2 separate regions of the Homo sapiens genome follow, and region 1 is linked to region 2. Evidence: read pairs that join two places in POLR2A ChIA-PET (ENCODE). Cell type or tissue: A673. All regions are shown on one strand.

Region 1 (8,000 bases), 260 kb before region 2:
TTAGGGATTAGGATTTGGGAGGTTGGTCTGACCTCTCTTGCCCAAGATTTATGCTTATTGTCTTTTTTGTCTTCAAGGTATATCAGGACCTCATGCCTGCTAAACCCACTCCTACCTTTATTTTAGCCACCTCTGATTCAGACTGTCCTTTCTAAAGCACTGCTTTCATGATTTCAACCCATCTCTTTTCCTCCTGCCTTTACCCCATGTTTCCTCATTGCTTATCAGATGAAGGCCAGTTGCTTAGGCTAGCATGCAAGGTTTTGATTTATTTCCACTGCTAAATCCCTCTCAGTCTGGTTTATCCATATTGGCCTAGGATGGTTTAAAGTTCTGCCATCTCCCTGCCAATTGTCCAAATCTCAAAAACCGGTTACTCTATGTTTAGGGCAGCATTGAAAGTAGAAGGAGCTATAGTCTTTCAATCGATCCTGAGGAGGAGTTGGCTTCTATATTTATAGGGACCAAGAGTAAGTCTTCAGCCAGTTTTGTGATATAAGGTCTAGCAGTTTGATTTTCAGCAGTTCTTCCTCTGCCACAGTTTGCTATTGCTGTAGAATTGATAGATTAAAATGTCTCCTGAAATATGTCTCCGGGCTTCTTTATCGAAGTTTAGTCCCTTTTATTTTGAAGATTCAAATAATGACATCTTTGGATATCTTTGGAGTCTTTGACTAAGCATTTGTTAGAGCTATAAAAGCATCTTCATGGCTACTCCCGTTGAATTCACTCCATTTAGGGGTTTATCTTAGACCCGGTGCGGTGTTTTCCTTATTGATTGTTTTGGGAGTTGAAGTGACTATCTTTTAAATTTTATCCACTTGCTCAGCTTATGTTGGTTCCATATTGGCTTGTTTGACCTTTTCATAGATAGCTAGTCATAACTACAACTATAAATGAGCTAAAATAATTTTAATCCCTAATTCATTCACAGATAGACATTGAGTACCTACTGTGTGTAAGAAACTGTACTATATATTGCAAGGTATAAAAACTAGTAAGAATAATAGGTAATGTTTATTGGTTATTTTATAAGTGCCAGGCACTGTCCTAGGGGCTCTGTCTAGGGATTATTTTTATTTAATCCTCACATCCCTTCTATAAGGTACATATTATTATCATCATTCTTCAGACAAGAAAACCGAGATGTGGGAAAATTAACTAACTTGCCAAGTCACATATTTATGGTGTGCTGGATAACAACATAGTAAAATGTTCATGATTTTGTTCAAATACAATCACTGCCTTCAAGAGATTTACTGTCTGGTAACAGAGATTAAACATGAACCTATAAAGAAATCCAAGTTAAAAAGGGCAAAAGATCTGAGTAGACATTTCTCCAAAAAAGATATAAAAATCACTGATAAACACATGAAAAGGTGATCAACATCATTAGCCATCAGGGAAATACAAATTAAAATCACAGTGAGCTACTACTCATACCCACTAAGATGGCTAAAATATAAAAGACAGCTAGTAAGTGATGGTGCAGATGTAGAGAAATTGGAACCCTTATAGACCAATACTGGGGATGAAAAAGTGGTGCAGCCACTTTGGAAAATAGTCTGGCTGTTCTTCAAAAGGTTAAAAAAAATAGTTACCATATGATCCAGCAGTTCTACTCCCAGGTATATACCCAACAGAAATGAAAACATACGTCGTCACAAAAACTTACACATGAGTGTTCATAACAGCATTTTTCATCATAGTCAAAAAATAGAATCAAACCAAATCTCTACCAACTGATGAAGGATAAATAAAATGTGGTATTTACATACAATAGAACATTATTCAGCAACAAAAAGAAATGAAGTGCTGATACATGTTACAACATGGATGAATCTTGGAAACATTATTCTGACACATAAGTGAAAGAAACCAGTCATAAAAGAACACCTACTGTATGATTCTATTTATATGAAATCCTCCAAAATAGGCAAATCTTTAGAGACAGAAAGTAGATTAGTGGTTGCCGAGAGCTAGAGGGAAGGGAGAATGGGCAGTGGTTGCTAATGAGTACAGGGTTTCTTTTTGGCAGGATGAAATTGTTCTAAAATTCATTGTGGTGATGGTTGTACAACTATGAATATACTACTAAAAAATCATTGAACTGTACACTTTAAGTAAGTAAATTGTATGATAGGAAAATATATGAAGTATATATCAATAAAGTTATTTTTAAAAACATGAACCCAAAGTAACTAAAATATAAAATAACATTTGGTAACTCATACAGAAACATAACCAAAAGCTATCAAAGTTCAGAGGAAAAAGACCATTTAGGCTACCACAGTTAGGATAGCTTTCAGAGGACAATGGGATTTGGATAGAGCTGGGATGAAATATACAAAATTGAAGGAAAAAAGAAAATATTTCTTACAAAGCATAGCAAAAAGGAGAAAATTATAGCATATATTTGGGAAATGGTAAGGGGTCTGGTTTGGTTGGCATGCTTAGTGCTGATGGTTAGAATAGACAAATATTGATATGCTTTAGATAATTATGGGAGAAAATATTTAAAATTTTAACTTTGCCCCCAAAAATCTAAGGTGTACTGTTAAGATACAGCACAGAGGAAGAGTAGTAGACTTTGAAATGATAGGTGTGTCTAGGCCTTGGAGAAAGAGGTATGAATACTAGGTAGGAGATCACCTCTGATTCTGCCCTCACTGGAAGCTCCAGATCCCATTTCCTTAACTTGTGTTCTTTATTAGCCTTGCAGTCTTTTCACGAAGACTGCAAGGCTTGGGAGAGTCTGTGGATTGTGGCACCTGTAGAAATAGTCTTATATCTGAGTACAAAGTATTCCTCATGGTTTCTCAATACTGTGCTAGCATCAAGATATTCCTCCTCTGCTTCAGGTGAAAGTCAAATGTAAGTCAAGCCTCAGCCCCCATAGTATGAATTCGAGAAGTGACACAAACTGGTCATAATTATTTCATTCCGTTATATTCCAGTTGTTTTCTTGAGAAAACCAAAACAAAACCAGGGCTAAACAACAAATCCAAAACAAAAATTCTTCAATACGTTGTGTTAATGGATATAGCTTTATTTTGAAACTGCATAGTTGTTTCCTTCACTCAGCCACTAAAAGTGATTTGAGAAACTGAGAGGACCTGGAGATGCAAAACCAGGAACTAACTGCTTCATTCATAGTCTGATGGGGTGAGGAACTTAGGGAGAAGCTGCCTCTGGCACCCATTCCCAGCAACAGGCCTCCTATTCTTGTCTTCTTCTTATTTACCCTGTTGTAATAAGTCTCTTTACCAAGGGAAGCGTTCCTTCAAACCCTTCTCTATCATTTACCTAGACTGTGCTGAGTGTCAGGACTAGGTCAACCCAGCTCAGACCCAGATGTAACCCATGTGCTGTGGGGTTGGAGAGAGAAGGGTTCCCTAATAAAGAATTGGCCACTGCTGAACTTGAGCCTCCAGGGTAATGGAAAAGGCTTCAAACAGGAGATACAAACCATGCTTATCCCTAAGAAGTAGAGAGTAAAGAACAAATCTCACTCTCTCCTTCCTGTACTGTCGCTCACTGTACCACATTATGTGTATAAAGTCAGTCTCTTCATTTCTTAATTTTTTCAGTTACAAAGTATTTATTTTAATGTAAATGTAAAAGGTCACTTTAGAAAATTCAGAGATATGAAAGGAAAACAACTGAAATCACACACACTCTCGCCATCCAGAAACAACTATGGTTTACATTTTGGCGTATTTCTTTCTTTTCCTATGTGTACATATTTCTTCCCACAAAGTTGAAATCATACATATATGTATATGTATATTAAGTTTTCTATTTTAATTTTTTTACCAAAAGTTGTATAGTGAGCATTATTCCCATGTTATTTAATTATTCTTCAAATATGTTACTTTGAAAAAATAGGTGCAGAATAATTCCCCAACATTGAAAAATTATGGAGTTCCTTTTGTTCCACTCTTCTCCCATAATACCTTGCAAACACTTTTTTTAGCTAACAAATACAGCCATTGAAATATTAAGTCTCATGGAGCTCTTTGCTGAGCTTTTATAGCAACAGTTTGGTAATAACAGTATCACCAAGCACTTTCCCTGGGGACATCAACAAGTGTCCCTTCAAAGACATGCTGACTCCACCTCACTTGCTTCTCACCTGGTGGATCAGAGGAACCAGCTGTAATACAAGTAAGCTCTTTTGATAAAGAGACAATTTATTGGGGAGAAATTGTTGACTGTGTTTGTAAACTGGAGAGTCAAATGACTGACAATGTAACTGAAGTGTTGAGGTATCTACATTCCCTTTACACTTTGTTGCCACCTAGAGCTGGTTCATTAGAGTTCTCATTGTTTTTCTACAAACCAGAGGTGAAAAGGGTACAATGCAAAATCTGTGTGCACTGCTAGAATTTTCTGTTTTGGGATAGTTTATACTTGTCTTTAGTAGTATATGATTTTTTTTTCTGTCTTTGTTGTTTTTCTTTTTTCTTGTTCCTGGTTTTTGTTTTGTTTGTTTTTTTTTCAGATGGAGTTTAACTCTTGTTGCCCAGGCTGGAGTGCAGTGGTGCAATCTGGGCTCACTGCAACCTCCACCTCCCAGGTTCAAGCAATTCTCCTGCCTCAGCCTCCCGAGTAGCTGGGATTACAGGAGCCCGCCACGATGCATGCCTGGCTAATTTTTTGTATTTTTAGTAGAGATGGGGTTTCACCTTGTTGGCCAGGCTGGTCTCAAACTCCTGACCTCAGGTGATCCATCCGCCTCGGCCTCCCAAAGTGCTGTGATTACAGGTGTGAGCCACCACACCCGGCCTCTTGTTCCTGTTATAAAGTGAAACTTTGTAAGAATCTTACACCAAATTCAATTCAATTCAGTTAATTCAACAAATACTTATTGGGTGCCTACAACTTGTAGAACACCATGATGGATATATGAAAGACAAAGAGGACCTAGCCATGCGCTTAGGGAACTTATAGTCTAGCAGGGCTGATTAGATAGGCATATAAATAACTGCAAGACAAAGTAGACCAGGCTATAAGAATATTTAATGAAGGAGAAATACTCACAAAATAGTGTCATGAGGAAAAAATTAAACTAGTCACTAAACTGTATATACAAATTGAGTTTTCTGAAAAAGTACACATGTAAAAAACTGGAATACTCTAAAATGGTAGTAGTGGCTGTCTGGGTGATGAATTAAAAGGGATTTTAATGTTCTTTATTCTTTTCTATTTTTTCAAAAAGTTATTTACAGTGAAACTGCTACTATTAGGATAAATAAAAGTAAGCTTTATTAAATGAGAGTGTCATGTAACAATAGAAAATGTAGTGCAAGTGCTGAGGAGCAAAGATCATAACTGACTGGGGTGGGGGAATTAGAAAGGCTTTAGGATTTATGTCTTTCAGAATGATGAAAAATTTTTTTTTTTTTTTTTTTTTTTTTAGACAGAGTCTCACTCTGTCACCAGGCTGGAGTGCAGTGGCACGATCTTGGCTTACTGCAACCTCTGCCTCCCTGATTCAAGCGATTCTCCTGCCTCAGCTTCCCAAGTAGCTGGGACTACAGGCGCACGCCACCACTCCCAGCTAATTTTTGTATTTTTAGTAGAGATGAGGTTTCACCATGTTGGCCAGGATGGTCTCAATCTCTTGACCTCGTGATCCACCTGCCTGAAACTCCCAAAGTGCTGGGATTACAGGCATAAGCCACCATGCATGGCTTGTTTTTTTGTTTGTTTGTTTGTTTGTTTGTTTGTTTTTGAGACAGAGTTTTGCTCTTATTGCCCAGGCGGGAGTGCAATGGCACGATCTTGGCTCACTGCAACCTCTACCTCCTGGGTTCAAGTGATTCTTCTGCCTCAGCCTCCTGAGTAGCTGGGATTACAGGCATGCACCACCACGCCCAGCTAATTTTTTGTATTTTTAGTAGAGACAGGGTTTCACCGTGTTGGCCAGGCTGGTCTCAAACCTCTGACCTCAGGTGATCCACCCACCTTGACCTCCTGAAGTGTTGGGATTACAGGCGTGAGTCACTGCGCCCGGCTGAAAAGCTTCTATATCTTAGAAATAGTAATAAAGTTTTACTGAATTGAAAAGACATTATATTTCTACAATTTTTTTTTCCCATGACATTTGACTATAGTCTCTGTCTCTATTAATGATAGGCTGGGCGTGGTGGTTCATGCCTATAACCCCAGCACTTTGGGAGGCTGAGGCGGGCAGATCACTTGAGCCAGGAGTTCAAGACCAGCTTGGGCAACATGGGGAAACCACATCTCTACTAAAAATTACAAAAATTAGCTGGGCGTGGTGGCATACACCTGTAATCCCAGCTACTGGGAAGGCCAAGGCAGAAGAATCTCTTGAACCCTGGAGATGGAGGTTGCAGTGAGCCGCAATTGCGTCATTGCACTCCAGCCTGGGCAACAGAGCAAGACTCTGTCTCAAAAAAAAAAAAAAAAAAAAAAGACCTATAGCTCTAGTAGCTGCTATCTGCCGTATTATCTTTTAAAATTTATATTATTTTAGATATGTCTTTAAAATATTTTACTACATGTACCATGAAGAGATATTTTCTAAATCAGAAGATGATGTCAATCACTAATCAGATTCATAGAGTATATAGACTTGGCAAAGAATCTTACTACTTGTCCCACTGAACGCAGAAATGCTTTATTTGGTCATTGGCTGGAATGGCTACTCGTTTGTCCTTCTTTTCTTCTGAAGATTTCTGTATCTGTTACGGTTCAACCCACAGAGCACATATTTTTCAGCGTCTAATAGGCTCTAGAAAGAGAGTTCCTATAATATTCTGAAAGTCAGCTGCTTCATCAGCCCATGAGCGTCCTGTTTTGGTAGATGCCCTGGGTGATGTGGCTTCCCATGGTGTGCGGGTGACATAGCAGAGGTTTGTCAGGTCAGAGTTTAGGTGGAATGTACAGGCTTCAGCTAACCTACAGAGTGAGAGTCTTGTCTCTGTGTAACCTGGATGAATTATTTATTTTCCTTCTGCCTTTGTTTCTCACTTATAAAATGAAGATAATAGTAGTACCTACTTTATAGGCTCATTTTATAGATTAGATTTGGCATTTGTAAACATTTGATGTAAAGTTGCTATTATTATGATGTATCATAGATAGACTCGATGGACTGTAGCAGATTTTTTAAAAATCTTAAATAGATAACAGGAAGAAGAGGAGAAACGAACATATGCTGAGAGAGTACGATTATGTTACCTTTGTTTTCTTGGAAATAGTGAGGGGCCAAAGAACAAGTAAAGAAATAATTGTCATGCAGTGTGATTCATGCAGCAATAAAAGTATGTTCAAAATAAAGAAGAAGGAATGATGAACTGCATATGGGTGCGGGAGGGCTTGAGAAGTGCTACTTGGGCAGAGTTGTTTTTTTGTTTTGTTTTGTTTTGTTTTGTTTTGAGACAGGGTCTCACTGTGTCACCCGTGCTGGAGTGCAGTGGCGCGATCTCGGCTTACTGCAACCTCTGCCTACCGGGTTCAAGCGATTTTCATGCTTCAGCCACCCGAGTAGCTGGGATTACAGGCATGCACCACCAGGGCCCAGCTAATTTTTTGTATTTTTATTAGAGACGGGGTTTTGCTATGTTGGCCAGGCTGATCTCAGATTCCTGGCCTCAAGTAATCTGCCTGCTTCAGCCTTCCAAAATGCTGGGATTACAGGCACGAGCCACGGAGCCCAGCCTTGGGCAGAGTTTTGAGTAAGTGAGTAGTTGGGGAGTGGATGAAGGCAGTGGTGATAAGGGATGTGCCAGGCACAGAGGATTTGGACAGCACCACAACTTTGGGATGGTAGGTGGGACGTAAAGTGCGGGGGAATAGTGAGAGATGAGGCCAGAGAGGGAGGCTGGATTCTGTGAGAATCAGTGGCTTTACCTATATGTAGATGTGCATTTGTGTCAGAGTTTCTTGAAAGGGCTGAGAGTTGCTAATTCCTTTCTTCTACCGCTTCCAAAGCTATCCTGAGCTTGTTAATGCCATTCCTATTAAAC
Region 2 (8,000 bases):
ATGAAAAAGTCGGGAAGTTACCCTATATAGTCAAAAAAGGGGAGGAACCCTCAGTTCTGGGAATTGCCTACCCTTTTCCTGGAAAATTCATGAATAATCCACCCCTCATTCAGCATATAATCAAGAAATAACTGTAAGTATCCTTAGTCCAGCAGCCCAAGCTGCTGCTCTGCCTATGGAGTAGCCATTCTTTTATTCATTTGCTTTCTAAATGAACTTTCTTTCACTTTACTCTATGGACTCACCCTGAATTCTTTCTTTGGCGAGATCCAAGAACCCTCTCTTGGCGTCCAGATTGGCATCCCTTTCCAGTAACACTTGTACTTTTAGGTTTTCTAGCACATTCACAGACTTATAGAATGTTAGAGCTGGAAGGATCTTTAAAGATCTGCTAGTCTCACAGCCTAATTTTATAGGAAAAGTTTGGACAGGAGAAATGACTTGTTCAGTTCTTCGAGAAACCCTACAAATTCAAGGATTAGGATTCTAGGTTTTGATTAGGAACTACTGCTCCAATTGCCCCATCACCTGCTTGTGATTAGAAGTGAAACTGTCAGGCACTAAAGACGATGTCCAGTTGACTTTCTTACCTCATACAAACAGAAGACTTGAAAAGCCATTTTAATAGGGAAAGATTTAGGAAGAAATCAGGCAGATGTTTGAAGCATTTTTTTGTGTGTGTAAAGTATTAGCAGATTTGTCTCTTCTTGGGGCTGTGAGAATGAAGATATTAGATTCAAACCCAATGTCTCCCATATTGTTCTTGCTGGAATGTCACAATACAAGAATCCATGGCGGGCACTAGCTGTTGCCTACCAATACCACCTACCTTTTCTTTCTTTCCAATAGAATCCTGATTTGTTCAAGAGGCTGGTGGGGATCCCTTTATCTCAGGGAGGGTGAACATGACCCCAGCCCCAGAGAATGAATCGGGGATTCACAGGGATTGGTGTAAGGGTTATCATGTGACCCGGTTCTGCCCATGGGGCCTAAGGAGAAATCTGCAGGGAGGGCTTCCTTTCCCTCCTCAGGAACGAGCCTTCTATTCATTCATCATTTTGGTTTCTCCCCCTTCCTTTGACCTGGAACATGCATGTGAGGCCTAAAAATGAAGACAATAAGACAAAATGCCAGGAACAGAAAATCAGAAAGCACGTGGGTCTGGGATAACTTTATCATTTTCTTATCATTTTCTCCATCCTGAACTGCCAAACCTCAGACTTTTTCTTTTGGGAGATAAAGCCCTAGTTGTTAAGCTAATGTTAGATTTTCAGATACTTATAATTGAATGCACTCTTAATTGATACATATAAAGAGAAGTGATATCATACAATGTGCCTGCCCTTCAGATTTAAATTTTATTCATAGAATCCAAGATAAAGGCAGCAAATGCTCATGAATGAGCGAAACTGCCCCATTTGCTAATTTCTCTTCCAAGGACTGTATAGAGTTGCATATACTTGGTTACAGGGTTTACACGGTTTCACATTCAATAGTGCCATGGTGGGTTGAGTCGAAGCTTCTAATATAATTTCAGATTTTAAAAACCTAGGTTAGGCTAATTGGAGTCTCAGGGGCCCCCATAATCTAGATGATGTCGCATCTGTGCTCTTACATACTACACTGCCTCACATAAGCATAAATTTTGAACACACCTCAGATGTTGTGATGTAATTATATAAAGACAATAGCTAAAGAGCCATTATCTTATAATGGCTAATATTCGTGTATGCTCACCATGTCCCGAAAACCATGTGGGTGCCTCTAGTGTATTATCTCATTTAACTCTCAGAAAACCCCCTGTGAAATAAATCATTTACTTCTTTCAAATGAGGAAGGTAAGATTTACAGAAGTTAAATAACTTGCCCAAGCTCATTCAGCTATGAAAGTGCAGTCTGGATTCCAGGGCCTGTATTCTTAATGACTATTCTTTTGAAAAAATTAAACTAATTGATAATGGTTATTATATGATAACTTAACAATTATATTGAAAACTAATATATCAAGATCCAAATTTTAAAAACACCCTGAAATAATAGCTACTTGTTATACAGTGCTTATTATGTGATAGGTTCTATTCTATCTATTCTATTCTATTTTCCTGTCTTAACTCATTTAATACACTAACACTATGAGGTAGGTACTATTATTATTGTTTTCAAGCTGAGGAAAAAGAAACTCAGAGAGGTTAAGTAACTGGTTCAGGGTCACACAGCTAACACGTTGTAGAATCTGAATTTGAACGCAGGCAGTATGGCTCTAGCATCTGTTCTCTTATTTATACACTACTCTGCCTCACAAAAGGATACATTTTGGATATACCTCAGGTTTGGTGATGTAATTATATAAATTTAATTATATCAAATTGAAGCCTAGCTGATTACTAAATATAATAAAGAAGTTTAAATGCCAGCACTCAAGCCTATTTTTTCATTTTAATAGTTAAATATCTTTCTAGAAGGACACAATTTCCTTCACACCTGGAAGTGATAACTCTTTCATCACTCTGGAAAGTCACAATACAGAAACAGCACATTAATTTGTAAGAAAGTTTATATCTAAGCCTTAGATTTTTTTTAAACTTCCCTCTCCTCCTCCCTTTGATACGTTTTCGATGAGTGGAGGAACACCAGGGCTCTTGTCTTGTGTCAAACTGGAAAAAAACTACACGGACACACGTGCAGTGGTTTTAAGGAGTGGAGAGTTTAATAGGCAAGAAGGAACTGAGAAGCCAGAAAGAAGAAGCTCCCTGCGAGGCTCTTGTATCGGTTGGAACCCAGAGAGCCCACCAACAAACAACATGAAGCGGTGTGGAGCAACAAGCTGCTTTTTTTTTTTTTTCCATTTATGTCGGTGGATTATTTTATTTTTATTTTATTTTATTGTTATTATTATACTTTAAGTTGTAGGGTACATAAGCACAATGTGCAGGTTTGTTACATAGGGATACATGTGCCATTTGGTTTGTTGCACCCATCACCTCATCATTTGCATTAGGTATTTCTCCTAACGCTATCCGCCCCCAGCCCCCCACTCACCAGCAGGCCCTGGTGTGTGATGTTCCCCACTGTGTGTCCATGTGTTTTCATTGTTCAACTCCCACTTATGAGTGAGAACACGTGGTGTTTGGTTTTCTGTCCTTGTGATATTTTGCTGAGAATGATGGTTTCCAGCTTCATCCATGTCCCTGCGAAGGACATGAATTCATCTTTTTTTATGGCTACATAGTATTCCATGGTGTATATGTGCCACATTTTCTTTATCCAGTTTATTATTGATGGACATTTGGGTTGGTTCCACATATTTGCTATTGTGAATAGTGCCACAATAAACATACGTGTGCATGTCTTTATAGTAGCATGATGTATAATCCTTTGGGTATATACCCAGTAATGGGATGGCTGGGTCAAATGGTATTTCTAGTTCTAGATCCTTGAGGAATCGCCACACTGTCTTCCACAATGGTTGAACTAATTTACACTCCCAAGAACAGAGTAAAAGCATTCCTATTTCTCCACATCCTCTCCAGCATCTGCTGTTTCCTGACTTTTTAATGATTGTCATTCTAACTGGCTTGAGATGGTATCTCATTGTGGTTTTGATTTGCATTTCTCCCAAGAGGCTGTTTTAATGAGCGCCTGTATGCAGGCGGGCTGAGGCTTAAAATGGCGTCGGCACCAAATGAGGACGGGACAGGGGTTTTATAGTGTCCTGTAAACAGGAAGTGTCTCAGTCTGATGTAACTGCTACTCAGTATCCTGACGGCCTCTTCCTCAGTCTTCGGGGGATATGTGTCTTCCAGCCAGCTCTCTTCCTGCTTCTGCTGTCTTGCTGACACATGCTGCTGGCACAAGTGGCCTGGAGCCTTGGGACTGGGCCTGAGGAGGGAGGAGTTATTCATTCCCTTAAGCTTTCAGGCCCTGGGGAGAATCTTTCACTCCCCTGTACAGAGACAGAGGGAGGGGGGCTCCCCCAAGTGCCATGGATATCCGCCAGTTTTATGAATAGGCTGGAGGAGGCGGTGTCTGATTTGCACAGGGCTCAGGGGATTGGTTTGACCAGGCACGTCCTTCATGTAGCCCACGAAAAAGCTGGCCCTCCCACCCTAGCCTTTTAATATGAAAGTACAGGTTGCCATGATGTTCTACACAGGGGATATGTGGGGGTGGCCATATTGCCCAGCACATGTTGGGGCAAGGGCAAGAGGACAATGCTGGGAATCGCCATGTTGGGTGGACCCAGTTTCTAGTGGCCTGCATTTGCATATCAAAGGTTGCCTGCCTGGCTCTAAGAGCCCGGGCTTTACAAGAAAGGTTTCTGAAGATGCTTTAAAAAATGAAAACTTCCAAAGGACCCCTGTTCTTCTGTATCTGCCTAAAATAATTTCTTAATAACTCCTACAACACCTTGACTCTCCCTGTGCCCCACCTGAGCACCCTTGCAGAATTCAAGCTTATTATGGGAGGTAGTGCCCCTCCCCACACTGCTGTTATAAATAAAGTTTCAGTGCTGCAAAAGAAATAGCACTCAAATATAAAATTATCTTTTTAATACTCAGCAGGGCAATGTACTTATATAGAAGGGTGTGCCCTTACAGATGGAGCAATGGTGAGCACACACTTGGACAAGGGAGGGGAAGGGGTTCTTATCCCTGACGCACGTGGCCCGTGCTGCTGTGTCATTCCCCTATTGGCTAGGGTAGACCGCACAGGCTAAACTAATTCCGATTGGCTAATTTAAAGCGAGTGACAGGGTGAGTGGTTTGGCAGGAAAAATTGTTATGACAGAGCAGGTAATCAGAATGAGTCAGGGTGGAGCAGGTAATTGAAAAAGTTTGCTTTACGAGGAAGTTAAGTTTAAAAGTATAAGGTAAAGAATTGAACATACTGACGTATTGATTCTTTGAAAAGAAATTTAGAACTCATATCTAACAACCCTTCATCTTGCATTTCCTTACAGCAATTTCTTTTCAAACTTTTTAACATGTCTTGGCTTAGTTGTTCTGCTGGATTTTCCAAAAGAAGAAGCTTGTCTGGATAAGGTGGAGGGTAGTTAAGGGAGGTTTTAGTAAGTGACATTTTTATGAGCCTCTGCAGCAACCCACGGATGCATGGTGTGACACAGCACCCGACAAGAATAAGTACACCCATTACAGCTGCGAGGGAAGTAAGAATTGAGGCTATTATTTTTTTCCATTTACTGAACCACTTTTCTAGCCATTCTGTAAAGGGGTCATTTACCCCTGAGTTTCTGGCTAACTCACTGGGTAGAGCAGTCAGACCTTGCAATGCCTTTGTTATACTTCCATGTAAGTTGTTTGGGATGAAGGTGCAACACTGAAGTTTAATCTTGACGCAAACTCCTCCTCTTTCTGCTAATATCATGTCTAAGGCTATCCTATTTTCCTAAGCCATCTGGCTAGTGGCCCCTAATTACTCAGCTATTTCTTTAACAGCATCTCTAGTGTGGTTAAAAAATCACTGTTGGTTGTAATAGATGTAATTTATCCAATCTACATATTTTTTTTTTTTTGAGATGGAGTCTCGCTCTGTTGCCCAGGCTGGAGTGCAGTGGTGCAATCTCGGCTCACTGCAACCTCCGCTTCCTGGGTTCATGCCATTCTCCTGCCTCAGCCTCCTGAGTAGCTGGGACTACAGGTGCCTTCCACCATGCCCGGCTAATTTTTTTTTTGTATTTTTAGTAGAGACGGGGTTTCACTGTGTTAGGCAGGATGGTCTCGATCTCCTGACCTCGTGATCTGCCCGCCTCAGCCTCCCAAAGTGCTGGGATTACAGGCGTGAGCCACCGTGCCTGGCCCAATCTACATTTTTATGAATTGTCACCCACCAAAATATTGACTCAAATCCTGCAGCGATTTGATTTTGGGCTTTAAATTGATTTGGTACTCCCTGTGGGACTCCAATTGCATTTAAATAGACGTGAAAGTCGAAAGACCCACAAGGGGCTTCTCTCGCTTTACGATGTCTTATTTTTCCTTCCTCTGGCTGATGAAATGCCAGGGTGAAAGGGATAGCCAATTGGACTAAAGCACAAGTGCCACTCCAGTTATTTGGCAGAGTGTCCAGTAAAGGTCCACCATACATCCGCTCAGGGATGAACAAGGGCTGACTGATTGATAAGTAAAATTGAATCGAAAATTCTTAAGCTCACTACATCCCTTCAGGTCTCCAAGGAACACTAAGTTTCCTCCCTGTCATGAGATACACGAAGTGAACTTAGTGTTGGGAGATGGAAGCTGGATGGCTCTCGGGGGCTGACCTGCAGGGTGCTGGACTTTGGGATATAGCAGAGAGAGAGCATGGCATGACTTGTTACTCCAGGCTCTAGAATCCTGGAAAAGAGCTACCATGCAGCCCATGCCCCATCAACTGGAGGACCACCCTAGTGGAAAGGGGACAATCTGGGCCTCTGGCCTGCCGTGCGCATAAGCGTTAACAACTGCTTTTGTATAATGTGTGGACGGAATATTTGATCCATTCCAACCAGGCATTTGCATCTTGGTATCCTGTCTTAATTGCCAAAGTTTGTTTTAAGTCTTTAACTTCTATGATAGCTATCTTGGTCTTGTCGTTAGATGGCGGAGGAGCAATTGTTCAATTGTAAGAGGTTTTGGAAGAAGGCTTAGAGGAAGGTGCAGGTGGCGGGGGATCAAAGAAATGCATTTCAAAGAATCCAAAGGGTCTGTTCCTGAAACCTTAGCCCCCATACCATAAAACAGGCTTAAAGAAGTGAACCGGCTTAGAAAAGGGGAACAACTTTGAGGGTTCGAGATAATAACCTGTATAGGATTGCACCGGTTTAGCTGACAGTTGGTGGCGGGGGGCTGTCCCTCTAGTAAAATGAATGTATGGTTTTAGGAAATTACAAAAACCAGTTGTGGCAGTCCATTCTTGCTCTTTAGTGGTCCAAAGAACATTGGACCAACTATGGCATAAAAGCTCTACATCAGGGAGCAAGAATCCTGGTTGACACTGGGGTTTTTATTGAAGTCTCCTCAGATTAAATGGTCCCAATTCACTAATGCCCAGTCTGAGGAGAGTCAGGAGGGACAAACGTACTTTTCTGAAGTAGAGAGCAGTCTGACTTGGCAAGTCCCCACAGGGTATAACAAGGCAAGCATTAAATGTAATAGTTTGAGGCAAAATTGACTTGGTTATGTTAATAACTAGATGGTCAGCAATAGAGCGAGGATAGAAGAAAGAGTAATAGCATAGATGAAAGAGTTAAATTTTCCTTAGCTTTAGTTTGGTAGGGTTTTCCCCTGGGACTATGGCCCATGACTCTGGAGGGGGACAGTGCTTTCTTGACCCGGGTGTGATGAGTCCATCCCCTTTTCACTGTGCGAACAGCAGTCTCGGTGGTTAGCAGCACAAGGTAGGGTCATTCTCAGACTGGCTCAAGTTTTCCTTCTTTCCACCCTTTGATGAGAACGTGATCCTCAGGCTGGTGCTGGTTTACTGGAAATTCTAGGGGTGGTACCTATGCAAAAAGACTCAGTTTTGAGGGAAAGGAAAGTGGAAGTATATAATATAAAGTGGAAGTATATAAACCAAGTATATAATTTCTAAGAAATTGATCTTTTATTTTAAATGTGGGGACATCAGCAGTGGACTTTATAGTCCTCGGTGCCTTCTTACTGAGAAATTTCCTTTAGCACGTATTTTTATTAGCTTTTAGACTAAAGAAAGCCAAACACCATTTTATATTTGACAATGCTTCCTGTATGATTTTTATACCAAATAAGCTAAACTTCACCTTTATATTAGTGTTATTCATGTTAAACTTAATTTTAATAAAACCTTGTAGACATATTTATCCAATTTTTAATGTCTGACCATAGGGTAAGATTTTTATAGGCTCTTTTTAACCTTTTATAATTTTTGTTAAAGAGCAGGTTAGTGCTTTAAGAAAAAACTGTTGTGCTTTTATTTTAATGTCCAGTTCACAGACAAACTGGATGATACCCCTTTAACTTTAG

The links. Peaks named below come from ENCODE experiments on the same cell type or tissue, not always from the same donor. Only the 100,000 strongest peaks of a DNase experiment are listed, where the experiment ranks them.
Region 1: POLR2A ChIA-PET joins it to region 2 with 5 read pairs; 3 of 35 experiments call an interaction of 5 or more read pairs at or near these places.

What each region holds. Positions count from the first base shown.
Region 1 is chr3:120,353,712-120,361,711 of GRCh38, forward strand. It overlaps the pseudogene BTNL12P. Among named protein-coding and RNA genes, the nearest start is that of LRRC58, 8.4 kb to the left of the region's middle. In A673, no CTCF peak of the experiment used is centred here; no DNase peak of the experiment used is centred here.
Region 2 is chr3:120,612,239-120,620,238 of GRCh38, forward strand. No RefSeq gene overlaps it. Among named protein-coding and RNA genes, the nearest start is that of NDUFB4, 20 kb to the left of the region's middle. In A673, no CTCF peak of the experiment used is centred here; a DNase peak (open chromatin) is centred at 3,763; H3K27ac peaks cover 1,276 bases.